Linked DNA regions of Homo sapiens: region 1 is linked to region 2. Evidence: chromatin contacts called from ENCODE Hi-C or POLR2A ChIA-PET data. All regions are on one chromosome and are shown on one strand. Each heading gives the region's core, a stretch centred on a gene start or an enhancer-like site at or near the end of the contact. The rest is flanking DNA. Distances are from core to core; before and after follow the strand shown. Region 1 has its middle 38 kb from the start of SORBS2. Region 2 holds the start of SORBS2 (sorbin and SH3 domain containing 2).

Region 1 (2,700 bases), core at 4-2,503, 38 kb before region 2:
TCAGAGGCAAAATATGAAAGATAAGCTACTCATCTTCTCCACTCTAAATGATTTTTAACAAGTGCACCTGGTATCAGCCGAGGGTCCCCAGAGAATATATGTTTTATACATAAATATGGAGATTTATTATAGAAATTGCTTCATGTGATTATGGCAGCCAGGAAATCCCACGATCTGCTGTCTGCAAGCTGGAGAACCAGGAAAGCCGTTGGTGTCTCAGTCTGAGTCTGAGAGCCCAAGAACCAGAAGCACCAACATCTGAGGGCGGGAGATAGATAGGTGTCCCAATTCAACCTGAGAGGGAGTGAATTTACCCTCGTGTGCCTTTTCATTCTATTCAGGCCCTCAACAGATGAGATGATGCCCACACACCCTGGGTAAGGTGGATCTTTTTTATTCAAGTCTATCAATTCAAATGCTCATCTCTTCCAGAAACACCCTCACAGACACACTCAGAAATCACGTTTCACCAGCTATCTGGGCATCCCATAGCCCAGTCAAGTTGATGCATTAAAATTAACCATCACATGCTCTTAAGCATATTTCAACCCGACTCAATAGAACTAGAGTCTTGTAAAACATATGATATACACACTTCAGTGGTTTTCAGCACAGGCAGTTGACCAGGCTTACTTGTTCAAAGAAGAGAAGATGGGTTTTTAATAGCACTCACAAATCAAATTCATTAAGTCCCTATTTTGATGTAGGAGAACAGAGCTATCATTGCAGCAAAATTTTCCAAGGCCAGTGATGCCAGGATACCAAGGAGCTACATGCTGTCATTTGCTTGGGTCTCTCTGACAACCATGAAGACACTGTCCTCTTTCCCTCTAACAACTTGTTTGTAAAATTGTTAGACTCTCGACATATGGGACAAGTCAGCAGAATGTTAGACTTCCTATAATATCTCAGCAAGACTGCCTTGAGAACTCATGGCATGTGGATAGTTCAGGGAGTTGTGTGTTTTTCCCAACTCAGTCATTACCAATTGTACATCCCACATGAAAGTCACTTTAGCATTTTTCCATATTTTAGGGGGAAGTGGTGACTCATGCCCGAGGGGCAGGATGAGAATATAGGTCTCATAGGCATCTTCAAACCAGGTTCGCCTCTGCTCCACATTTGTGCCATGAAAGAGCTTCGTTTCATAACAAGCCAGAGACCAATTCTAAATCAGTATCTGCACAGGCCTGAAGAATTGAAGGCTTATGCAATAGCAGTCATTGCCAGGGTGGGTGTGGATCAAAACGCAACGTAGAAATCCTTACGCCATTGCAAGCAGCTTGTCTCCTCTGCCCCAGTTGTTCTTGTAATTTTAACAACCATATGCTTATCTTCTGTTTTCTGGCAGCCTAGAACTGTTCTTCATTTCTTTTTTAGACTCAATAGAAATTAAGTGGTTTGGCCATCAACATTCCTGTCTGTCGTCTCTCAGTCTTCTGTGAACAGGACCAGATGGAATAAGCTCTTTGATAGTTACACATTCATTGGAATTGAAAAAATGGGCAGCTGATTTTCTATTTTATAGGCAAAGTCCCAGGCCTGCCCCTGTGAGAGTGTGGCCTGCTGGGCTACTGTCTTATTCTGCAACAAGGGGTGAAGCCACAAAGATTATGTCTAAAAGAGTAATCACAGAGACAGGACAGGGTTTAGGCAGAAGCAAGAATTTCAGAGCATGTGAGTGAGGAATTATCTGCACTGGAGTGGACTTATTTTATAATGGGAAAATTCTCAGAATCTCAAAAAAAAAAAAATGGCAGGGAGAGGAAGAGTGGCAGGCGACAATCTAACCCAGTTTGTGACTTGGAATTCATAAATTCTTTATCTGTCGATTGGACAGAAATAATGAAAAAGACTTTTTTCATTAAGGAAAATCCTACTTCAAAATACAATGGGCTGAGCCTTGCAGTGTCTCAAGTCGGAATTCGCAGTGGGTTTGGGGAAGCTCTGGTGGCTCCACTGGGTAGTGTCTGCTCTCTAGAATGGCAACAGGGTCAACAAGGGTGTGCCAAGATGCCAGGAGCTTTATTAGACCCTGAGCAGGAAAAAGCTACTCTTTCAGTCTGATGGAGCCCTAATCTGACAGGGTCCTGGAACAACAGTGCTTGTTTCAGTAAGGGCCAGCTATATAAGAGGTGGTTCTAACATCATTCTCGTGATTGATGGGCATTGTCCAAAATAAACAAAACAACCAACCTTTTCGTACCACCTAGCAGCTGTCAAGTCCCTGTGTCACAGATGTGTCACTACTGTGTGCTTCTTTAATATAAATAAGCCACAGCTAGTGAAAGGGCTACAAGAGATATTTTAGTTTGGTTCATCTCACTGCATCTAATAATCTCAAGTAACTTGAAAATGTTTAGGATATATTATCTATAGAAATGAAACAGTACTGAACCCAGCAGACTTAACCGTCAGATAAAAGGCTCAAACTATGTCAAGAAATGTCCTAGACAGGTATGGTGGTGGCTGCCTGTAGTCCCAGCTACTTGGGAGGCTGAGGTAGGGGGATCCATTGAGCCCAAGAGTTTGAGTCTAGCCTGAGCAATGTATGGAGACCCTGCCTCTTAAAAAAAAAAAAAAAAAAAAAAAAAAAAAAAAAAAAAAAAAGAGATATCCTTATAAAGAACATTTAAAACCTGGACTTAATTCTGAACCACTAGAATACTAGAATCTTCATTTGTGTGACAGTTTTTCTAA
Region 2 (2,700 bases), core at 114-2,613:
GGCACGCTCAGCAACAGCAAATGCAAAATAACTTCAGGGAAGGGAACTTCAGTGAGAAAAGGTAGGCTGGCTGGAGGCGATCTGAAGCGGTGAGGACTCTCCCAAGCAGGAAAGCGCCACCCACTTGTCCTCCATGGATACGCTGACCCTGGGTGGCTCAGACCTACCTAATGTGAATCCGGTTGGGGAGGAAGGGGAGCGGGCATCCCCAAATCTACATCCACAGGATTCCTATGCAGTCAAAATTTGGGAATTAATACTGAAGGCAGGAGTGTTAACATGGGTAGGGAAACGCAATACTGACGGAATCCTAAATCAATGACTACTTAGCAAATAGAACATCTATATTTACAAGTCCAAAGTGTTAACATAACTATTTGAAACAGATTGCTAGAAACAAAAATAAATGGGACAGTGCCTTGGAAATATATCAGATAGAATATGACTGGTGATAGAGTCCTGAAAAAGAAGAAAAGCCTGGGGGTTCTGCAGAAGATTTACGTTGTTCATGGCATTAATCATGGTAGATTCCCAGAGGAGGTGAAATGTTATGGACGGGTGGAATGTGATCCATTTTACTGAGGAAGTAAAACTATTCTTGCCTTGAAGGTAATGTTTAAAGTCAAAGAATTTTTAATTAGGTGCGGATTTTTTAAAAAGAATTTTTAATTTACAAATAAGATTGAGTTAAAGAATCATTTTCTGCCGTAGAAGCAATAGGATTTTTTAAAAATTCTATTTTAAATTGCATAAAAAGCATCTTAAAGTAATCAGATAAGTTGAGCCATAAGTAAATGGATATTTAAAGATCTTATTAAAATAGTCTACCTGATTTAGTTATTATTCTGACCCTATATAGCAATTCACAGGGTTTTGTTTCAATTAAGTGGCTCTAAGATTATCATTTAAAAACAAAAAGTGTAACTCTCCCGTTTGCAGCTCTCTGCACTCATTCTATGACTGGAAGGTGGGGCTTGTTTTGACAATGCTTCCAGTTAGGGTCTCTTAAGTGATTTGCATGTTATTAACCTGGATAGCCACTAATAGGGCTTCACTTCCTCGATTTCATACATAGCCCCGGCTCATATAAAAAAGAGTTCTTCAGGAGAGCAGAAAAATCGGAGCACTTGCACTATCGGTGAAATGTGTAGAAAGATAACAGAAGCTACCCTCCTCAAAAAAATGATGAGTTTGATGAAAAGAAATTAACAAGCTGTGTGAGTGTGCTGCACATGATCAGCCATGCTTGCTAAGTCTGTCTGTTGGTTGTTGCTATGGCTACGAAAAGCCAGTGGAACCCAATGAGCTGTCTGCAGCAGAGCTGAGAGGACCAGCCATTTTACTTATGGAAAACAGTGTGGCATATTCTGCTGAGCTTCGCCCTGGAAGAAGCCTCTTTTATACATCTCTTCAGGGAAGAGAGAAGCAATGGGCATGTTAGTATACAATGATCACAGCCACGCAGGCCTGCAAGCTGCCTTTTGGACAGGCTGTTGACTGCCGTTCCAATTAGCTGATTGGAGAATGTGGAATGCAGAGTGATAATGCTGCATATCTGCTATCAGGCAGCAGCAAAGGTTTTTGTCTTGGGAAGGCAAGCTTTCCCTGCAATATTATCTCAGCAGCTCCCTAGCTGCTTACCCTGAAAACGAGGGATCCAAACGGAGGGTGTTGCACTCTGCTAACGCTGGTCCTGTGCGTGGCTGTGGCATATGAGCGGCAGGTCTGAAAAAGCAGGTGTGTGCTGGGACGGGCACTGGACTGGAACGCAGGCGGACGCTCTCGGGTTTACCTGCTTCCTGTTAACAGATTGTGGGCTCCCAGGGCATATGTCTGCACGCTGAGGCCGAGGCGGAGAAGGGGCTTCCTGAGCGTCCCAGTACACTGACAGAGGTAAGCTTTTTTGACCTTTTTGAAAGCACAGCATAAAAATAACTGGGGCAAAACTTAGCCTGAAAGATTTACGTTGATTGTGTGATTTGGATTTACCAAACAAACATACACAGACACATACACACACGCATACACACACATTTCTAGAAAATAGTATCAGAGACATAGAGTTGTTTCAGTGAATTTTGGTTCTAGCAATTGGAAGATAAAAAACATGACCGATATGCTTTGGGGTTTTAAAACCAATATTTACTGTTTGAGCAGACTACGATGGCTTGTTCTGAACCGTCCTCACAGCCAACAACATTTCTCGCTTGTGAACAATGGATTCTTTCGTGACCTGCACTTTGACTTGTATTCAGAGAACTACATGAAAAAGAACTACATGAGAAGCATTTCTTTTTAAGCCTCGTAAATGATTTATTTAACTCTTAACACAGCTATGTACACACTTAAATTGAAGAATTCTGTTCTCTATGTGGGTCATAATAGCCAGTGGATTTTGTACTTGCTTACCCTGGACTGAGTGTCTTGGTGTCCTGTTTGATTTAGTTGGGGTAGTTGTAAAGCAAACAGTGTAGGTATTGGAAGCCGTTCACACCTCCTTTCCGAGTATCTGCATGCCTTGCTGGCCCAGAGCACAAGACCCCCATTGTGCTCCCCCGGCTCAGAATCCAAGGAAAGAAAGGAAGCGAAGCCTCTGCATTGAGTTCTAGGACAGCTGAGGTATGTGGCAGTAAAACTTCTTTTCTTGCACAATTTTTCTCACAAGCAGATAGGTTTCAGAGATAAAGAGTGAAACCAAAA

Evidence for each region. A loop is a pair of places that touch in the nucleus more often than their neighbours do. ChIA-PET counts read pairs that join two places held with the same protein, here RNA polymerase II (POLR2A). Pooled maps may share reads with other maps.
Region 1: a map of heart right ventricle shows a loop between it and region 2 (3-fold over the local background). The contact joins the enhancer-like site here to the promoter of SORBS2 in region 2. A Hi-C loop is called at or near these places in 12 of 168 maps with a recorded cell type or tissue (HepG2, Right ventricle myocardium inferior, cardiac septum and 5 more) and 11 of 50 pooled maps. POLR2A ChIA-PET finds 5 or more read pairs at or near these places in 7 of 52 experiments (H1, HEK293, HEK293T and 4 more).

Annotation. Positions count from the first base shown.
Region 1 is chr4:185,848,529-185,851,228 of GRCh38, reverse strand. It overlaps a transcript of SORBS2 not described here. Among named protein-coding and RNA genes, the nearest start is that of SORBS2, 38 kb to the right of the region's middle. Within about 2 kb of position 1,253, at least 3 of the 41 ENCODE cell types and tissues checked have a DNase peak (open chromatin) inside an H3K27ac peak, as active enhancers do; they include heart right ventricle, where a contact is called at or near this core.
Region 2 is chr4:185,810,857-185,813,556 of GRCh38, reverse strand. SORBS2 (sorbin and SH3 domain containing 2) reads left to right here and starts at 1,363. Exons shown (of 27, transcript NM_001395207.1): 1 at 1,363-1,893.